Linked DNA regions of Mus musculus: region 1 is linked to region 2. A link is a loop called in an ENCODE intact Hi-C map of the cell type or tissue named here. Cell type or tissue: heart. All regions are shown on one strand.

Region 1 (4,000 bases), 240 kb before region 2:
AAAAAGGAAAAAGAAAAGTTAACCTCCAGATGGTGAGACGGCTCAGTGGGTCAAAGTGCAAGCATGTACACATGTACACACATGCACACAGGAATACATGTAATATGCTGGAGGTAGTAGTGCATAGTGAACTCAGGGCCTTATGCATGCTAGGCATGTCCTCTACCAGGAAGCCCTAATGCGAATATGGTCAGCTGAGCCCAAGTGGGCAGCTTTGACTGCTTTCTGAAATCAAACAGAAATGACCAAGGAGTGTTTGCATCTTTGGAGTCTTACTTCTCTGGGCCTGCCGCTCAAGTAAGATGAGTTGGCTATATTTAGCTCTGCAGTTTCTTTTTTGTTGTTGTTGCTCTTGTTGTTTTCTGTGAGTCAGAAAAGGAATTGCTTCTTCCCTTGTTCAGTTTTACCAAGGCAAAGGTCATTTCCCTTTTCGGCCTTGCAGCTCTCTGATGGTAAGACCCAGTCTTTCACCACCCAGCATACTCAGCACAAATAGGAAGGCTCTAAGCCCTTGTCTTTGGGCAATCTTCTCAGGATTATGATTAGACTAGCTAGTTACAGGACAAAGCCCAGAGGGACAGAAGCATTTAGGCAATTCTAAGATAGATGCTGCATTTACCTGGCTATAACTGATTCGTCCTTGGAAGTTGCCTGGATCCAACAGTGTGACTGGTGTGACGGTGAAGCCTTACAGAGGGCACAGAGTAGGTAGATACAGATTTATAGACAGATTTTGCCGCCTACAAACAATGTACCAACTTTTCTGGAACAGTCTTTTCATCTGTGAAAAAGGAATAATAATGGCATAACACATTCTAAGCTTGTTAAAATTATAGGAATTCAGGTACAAAAAGTCTTACGCCAGAGCCTGGCGTGTAAGTGCTCATTAAAGTCTTGTGTTGGGAGTAGGGGAGCTCGTGAGGCCTCAACCCCAGACTAAGAACTACAGGCAATTAAGGAAGGCTAAAAATGGGGGAGGAAATAGTTCTTCCCAGGCACACCAGCCCTGAAATCATTTGCATACAACATTATGCTTACTGAACGGGCTATATTTATATATTTAGGAAAACACACACACACCCATATGTAACAACAACTAAAGAAAAAGAGGCCATGAATTTGAGAGCAAGGTGGGGTGTATATGGGAGGGGTTAGAGGAAGGAAAGGGGAAGTGGGGAAATGGTGTAATTATCATAATCTTAAAAAAAAAGACTTGTTATGGAAGGCTCTAGAGGAGAATCAAAGGGAAATGTGAAGAAGAGCGCAGTGCAAAATTAGAAGCCAAGAAATGGTAAGCCTCCCCTGCAAGCAATCAAGTCTTTGGCTCGGGGGCAGTGTTCCACACACCTCAATGCACTGCCTCTCGGTTTTAGATTTCCAAAGACCCAGGTCTCCCTAAAGGCTGGAGTAGGGAAGGCAGCCGAGAGCAAACCTATAGGAAAGTCCTCTGTAAGGGCATTTGAGCTCCTGGAGAATCGCAGCCATGAACCTCAGTGTCTTTCACTTACCCAGGAATGGTAACGGTCCTTAACGTTAGCCGATAACGGCTCATCTGTGGCCTGTTGATTACCAAGGGCGGCCTGAAAACCTTGGACTTTGCAAGCCCTTTACTTGCGAAACTCTAATTCAACATGGAACTGCAACTCCCAGCGTGCCCCGCGACCACCCTATAAGGCGTACAGCGCCCTTCGTCTCAGAGGGCGGCCGAACCTAGGGGCTTCCGGAATTGCTGCCCGCTCCTCCCAAGGCAGCGTCCCTTCATGATTTCTGGGTTTTGTAGTCCACATCGGTACAGTTTTTTGAAAACAAGCCACCCTTAGTGGCAGATTTCTTCACACAAACTACAAAACCCAGAATACAGCGCGTACTTCCTCTGTCCAATAGGAGCCCTCCATGTAGCGGGGCGCGGAGTCCGGCTCTCGCAACCCAAGATGGCGGATGAGAGTGAGACAGCAGTGAAGCTGCCGGCACCTTCGTTGCCACTGATGATGGAAGGGAATGGAAACGGCCATGAGCACTGCAGCGATTGCGAGAACGAGGAGGACAACAGCCACAACAGGAGGTAACGAGATCATCGTAGCCCAATTCCTGTCCGGTCTCCCACAAGCTGGGTATCTGGGGTGCGGGGAAGTCACCGGGAGCTTAGTCTAACCCCACCCCCATGTTCTTATTGGCTAAGCCATTGAGATCCTACCTAGCGATTGGTTTTTGTCTTTGTCACTTACCAGGATGGGTGCTCAGATATTAAGGGTCGGAGACATGCAATACTTTTATTATATAAAAGTTCTGTTTAGTGTACCACTCCCTTGCTTTAGGCACGATGGGGGAAAAGAACATTTTGAACGGTAGATTTCAGTAGTACAATGCAGAGCAATCTAGAAGCTGCGGTTCAGAAGGAACGTTACTTATAAAGGTGTATGAGAAACGTGACTAGCCATAAACTAATAATAAAACATTTCGTTGTAGTTCACGCTCAATGAGGAAATTCACTAGGCTATACAAGCCATGCATATAATTATGTTGTAAAATATAACTGCCAGACAAGTCCGAAATATAAACTCACTATGATCCTATGTTATTAGTGATGTGATGTTTTGATTTATTCAGTGTCTGTTGCCTCAAATAATCGGTGAAGAGTCAATTTCATTGTACCTTCACTTTGTTAATTTAGTGAAGGGCCTCAAAGCTTCAATAAACTGATGTTGCTTCTTGGAGAACATGTGGTATTTGTGGGGTACTACTGCACGTCTTGTACTTTAGGGTCTCCCTGGGGTTTTTTGTTCGTTATGTTTTGCCTTTTTAGACAGGTTCTACTGTGTAGCTATGGCTGGCCTGGGGCATACAATGTAGAACAGATTGACTCCAAACTTGGGGTGATGTTCTTGTCTCTCGGGTATGGGGATTAGTACTGTTACAGGTCACTGTGTAGGTCAGGGTCTTACTATAAGTAATTTCAGTCTTTTGTTAGTAGAGAAGAAGAAATGGGCCAGATATTTGAGAATTTGTATTTGTCTTTGTTTTTCCAATCAGTACATCAGTAAGCCAGTCACGAAAAATGATGTATTTAAGTTCATATTATTTTCCTGCTGCTCTAACGCCCCCACCCAATATGTATGTATGTATGTATGTATGTATACATATGTATATTTTTGTGTAGAGACTTGTGGGTGTGTGATTGAGTGGTTGTTTGTTGTTGTTGTTGTTTTTTGTTTTTGTTTTGTTTTGTTTTGTTTTTTGAGACAGGGTTTCTCTGTGTAGCCCTGGCTGTCTTGTAGACCAGGCTGGCTTCGAACTCAGAGATCCACCTGACTCTGCCTCCCAAGTGCTGAGATTAAAGGCGTGTGCCACCACTGCCTGGTGGTAGTTTGGTTTTTATAGCCAGATTTTGTTATAGCCAACTTGCCATTAGCTGTAGCCGGCAGCTCTTAGCTTCCCCCTAGCCCCAGTTAAAGTTGAGATGAAGATAGAAGTTTGTAACCTTTGGCTACACTCTATTTATTCCTCTGTCTTAAAGATGGCTGAGCAAAGGATTAAATGATCAGTAATCTGACTGTGGTGAGTTTTAGGCTTAAAAAAAAAAATCCAGCCTCTTGTTCTCTCACCAGCATGGGGGGGAACAAAAATCACAAGAATGTGGCAGAGAAGAAAGCTTGCCAGCCTTGATTTCACGACTGTTCTGTGGTTGTAATTCACAGCAGATCCAGTGTAACAGCCTCCTTTAAGACAGCTATTCCCAAGAATGGAAGAGCTGAGAAGGAGGAAGTAGGCACTGGAGGAACACAGGACAGGCCTCTTGAGGGAGAAATCTTTCAGATGAGAGGGCTGAGTGTGAAAGTCCCTTCAGAAGTGGAAGTCCAACTTTTTCTTTGTTCATTCTATAATTGCTCTAATTTTCTCTGTGAAAATGTTGCCCCAACCGATGTCAGTATTTTTATTTTATTTTTTTTTAATAGGTTTGTATGCTGAAAAAAACCACAGTTTACAAAACTTTGCCAAGACT
Region 2 (4,000 bases):
AGAATGGACCCTAGAACTCACCAAAAATCTCACAACAGTTGTCTGGGGTGGAGCAACCAATCAGGGCGAGCCCTGTCCTCTCCAGCCCGAGCCGATCACAAAGGAATCTGTGTTCATCAGGGGAACCAAAATGAGGAACCACACTCCTATCTGCCAAGAATGAATGGCAAAACCAGGCAGGTTTTTTTTTTTTTTTTTGAGATAAAGGTTCATTTGGCAGAGTCTCTGTCTGTGGTGCCACTCCCACAAACTCTAACAGACACCAGAGGCAAACAAAACAAAACAAAACAAAACAAAACAAAACAAAAAAACCAACAACCTTCAGAACTGCTCCATCCACCCCAAAAACAATCCGAAAATGACCTGAAGCCTGAAGCCTGATCACGTAGTACTATTTGATTTCACAAACTTCTGGTATGTATTTCTGGGTATGTACAGCTGGGCACTTATTTCTAAAATTAAAGTCAGACATACTAACTATTATTATGAGCTGTTCTGAGAAATTTATCACACTCTTCCAAATAAATCAGGATGTCTTCTTTCTTTCTTTTTCCTCTCTGGTGCTCTGAGACAGGGCCTTGCTATGAAGCCCTGACAGGCTTCAAAGTCACAACAAATCCTCCTTGTCCCAGCCTCCCAGTGATGGATTACAGGTGTGTGCCACCATGCCTAGTTTTCAAGATGTCTTAAGGGCGTCTGAAAAACTCATAAAGCTGGCATCCATCCAAAGGAATTGCCTTTGACATCACTTTAAATACAAGAGGAAATACACACATACATCATAAGCAAGTCAAGAGTCTTCAAAGCATCCTCTCACATTAACAGCAAAAAGATCACCCCAACCCCCCCCCCTTTCTCTATCAAAGTTAGGTTATGCTGTTCTTATTCAGGGATCTGGAGAACTCACCCTCACTCATGGCTCTGAGGCCACAGACGAGGCATATCATCCCTCACACCTGGTTCAGGTACTTCGCTTACCAACTGGACAACAGTCTATGCATCTGACCACACCTACCACTAAATGGGAAAGTTACTAAGCAAAACCCTGCAGAACTGAAGTTAGGAAACAATCCTCTAATCTTTCAGAGAGACTATGTTTCTAGATACTCGCCAGTGTTCCGAAGTCCACTGGTCATGGTGCCACTCCTCGTTCAGTTCATTCTTTTAGCGCCCTTAATCCAGTCATTAGTGTTCATTGTCTCCAATTAACAACAACAACAACAACAACAACATGTCATTAAGACACTGATATTTGAAACTTTTCTCCACTCATCCACTTGACAGCCCATGCACACCCCTATCCATCCTTTAGGGCTGTCAGCCATCTTTTAATCTCAACTGGGGGGTGGGGAGTGGAGGGGGGGAGGTCTGAAGTTAATGAACATGATGAGGTTCCAAAGCAGGTGGGAATCTCTGCCTCAGACAAATGTTTCTTTTCACTTGGTGACAGGTGGCTGAAAGTTGCCAGAGCCGGGAAGAGCTTCCAGGACGGGACTAGTACATATAAACAGATTCCAAAAGTTCCGAGTAGAACACAGAATTAGAGAAGGGTAAGGACCATCGAGGAGGGAGGACAGCACCATCAGCGACTAGCATTGCTCTACTGAGTGCCCAGAGCAGTGATCCTCTCAGAACAAGTGATCCCAAGCAGTTCAAAGGGAAAGGCTGCTCATGTCACTGCTAGGGCAGTGGAGCGATCACCTTCTCTTGGGGGACACTTAGGAGCCAGGTCTGCCAGTAGGGCGGCTGAACTCGATGGCACGGATGTTGGGGAAAGGGAAGCAGACAGTACCCGCGCGCGTTCCGGGCAAGCGTGTGACCCGTGGGTGCGCGGCCTGGAGGTTCTAGGCGAGCACGGCGTTTCGAGCGTGGCGCTGATGGCGCTGAGCGTGCGAGCGGGTTAGACCGTAGTCACCCGGCCACCCCTCCCAGCCATCCCTCGTGGACAGCCCGGCTGCAACCCAGTCCCCGCCTGGGAGGCGCCCCTTCCCCGCCCGCTCCCTCGGCGTCCCGCTTTAGGACTCGGGGTTCTGCCCAGTCACCTACCGGCGGAGCGCCGTTGTCCTCAAACAAGCGAGTGTGGCGCTTCGCTGGCCAGCGATCGCTCCGGGCCCCTGCTGCCCCTCCTCGACCACGCCCCCGTGCCTATCCCCGCCCCGGGCCACGCCTCCCCCCGTGGCTGCGACTTTGCTAGCTTCCCGCCTCCTTTCTTTGGCCGCACCGCGACCCTTGATCCCACCCATTCCTATAAGTTAGCCAATAAAACGCCTTGATCCGGTCGGCCTGCCGGCCACTCCTCAGCAGCGATTGGCTAGCGAGGCCTCCCCAAAATGGGCACTGTTTCCGGCCAGGGTATCCAGCGCCGAAGGCTGGGTGGATGGGCGGTCTGTAGGCGAAGGAGGCCAGGGTGTTGGTTGAACTACACATGCGCTCTCGCCTTCTGGCAAATCTTACGGGCTGCATTCTTTTTGAGGTTACGGGAAGGAAGGGCGACTGTACGCATGCGTGGGCATTCCCGGCTTCGGCTTTGGTTACCTTGGAGACGGCGGGGCGCTCTCGCTCTGAGGTCTTGGGTTTCTCTGCTTTCTGCTTGAGGGCGAGGCTGCTTCGTGGGGGCCTGGTGGGGCCAGAAACATTTTTATGGAGCACGTAGAGTGAGCCCGGTTCTGTAAAGTGTGTGGAGATGAGGTTGCTCTGCCTACCCTCGAGAAGTGTGGGGAGCCAAAGGCCTATGTAGGACAGACCGGGTGTTGAAACGCTCTAAGGGAGTGTGCAGATGTGGTACAGTCTCCTTCCACCCCGAGAAGCTTCATGGTGTGTGTGCTGAGCACGGGATCCATTCTAAACTACAGAGTCAGGAAGACTTGGTCTTTGAAAACGTGCTCTCTACAGTGCCCTTTTTATGGGGCCGGGAAAGAGTGTAGGGAATTTATGGATTTTTTTTTTCTTTTCTAACTTTGCTAATGGGCTTCCTACTGTACCACAAGCTTCTGTTTACTGGTAATAAGAAATTACAAATATGTGTTTTTTAAAAAAATGTTTCCAGAATAAAAGATGCGCTGCGACCTTAGAGACTCTGCAAGGAATCCTAACTGCAGATGCAGGGACTGGTGGTATGGTGGGAGTGGCAGCCATATTCTTGGCTGGTTTGAGAAATAAGGAACGGCCTGTCTGGAAAGGTTTGAGCCAGGGCCAGACCACTGTCTGCTTGTGACCACTTTGCAGACCTAGCTTCTTTCTGGAGACAAGTTCAAGCCGACATCTGTTGTTGGACACCGAGAAAGGCCATTCATTTAGACAATGTGGAAACCCCACAACCTGGCCTGCATTCAGGAGGCTGAGGCAGGAGGATGACAAGTTTGAAGCTAGTCTGAGCTGCATAGCCTGACTTCTATGTGGAAACAAAGCCAACTAGATGAGAACCTGAGAGACTCACCCCTCTCCCCTGGGCCAGAAATATGTTAGAGCAAAGCCTGCAGTTGCCCATAGTCCATTGTTACGTTAGTGTCAACCGTGTCAAGAGTTGTCCCTGGAAGCCTTTCTGGCTGTGACTTGCACTGAGCCTATACTTCAGTATATGCAGAACCTATATGTCAGTTTCTGGGACATATCTTGCTAGTGGCCAGCTGAGAGATGGTAAGGCAAGAAAATAAAAAGGGCTGGGGGCCTCTAAAAAACGCTCCTCTCACCCCTAGGGCTTGGCATCTCTGACTCAGAGAGAGAGGCAGAGCTGGGCCAGATGTACAGGTTGGTATCAGGTCTCTTGGGTGTCTGTCTTTCCCTCCCACCACCTGTTTGCCGCTGGGCAAAGCACTTCTCAGGAAAGATGTGGGCAACAGGCCCAGAATCTGCAGACGCTCCCTGCAGGGCTAGCTCACTTTTGCCATCTCCTTCTCACCCCTCCTTTTTTTTTTTTGACAACCAGAGTCTCTGGCCCTGGGTCCCTTTTGTGTGTTGTCTAGTCCATTGGGATGGTTGCTCTTTAAGCCTACACTCAATA

Evidence for each region. Peaks named below come from ENCODE experiments on the same cell type or tissue, not always from the same donor. Only the 100,000 strongest peaks of a DNase experiment are listed, where the experiment ranks them.
Region 1: a loop joins it to region 2, with 4 times the contacts of the local background. A loop is called at or near these places in 1 of 42 quality-filtered maps.

What each region holds. Positions count from the first base shown.
Region 1 is chr11:103,026,641-103,030,640 of GRCm38, forward strand. It overlaps Nmt1 (N-myristoyltransferase 1), which reads left to right and starts at 1,903. Exons shown (of 12, transcript NM_008707.4): 1 at 1,903-2,062. The coding sequence starts at 1,932. It also overlaps a transcript of Dcakd not described here. In heart, no CTCF peak of the experiment used is centred here; DNase peaks (open chromatin) are centred at 451 and 1,831; H3K4me3 peaks cover 2,678 bases; H3K27ac peaks cover 1,786 bases.
Region 2 is chr11:103,265,292-103,269,291 of GRCm38, forward strand. It overlaps Map3k14 (mitogen-activated protein kinase kinase kinase 14), which reads right to left and starts at 2,110. Exons shown (of 16, transcript NM_016896.3): 1 at 2,047-2,110. In heart, a CTCF peak has its summit at 2,042; DNase peaks (open chromatin) are centred at 50, 2,300 and 3,330; H3K4me3 peaks cover 2,214 bases; H3K27ac peaks cover 1,572 bases.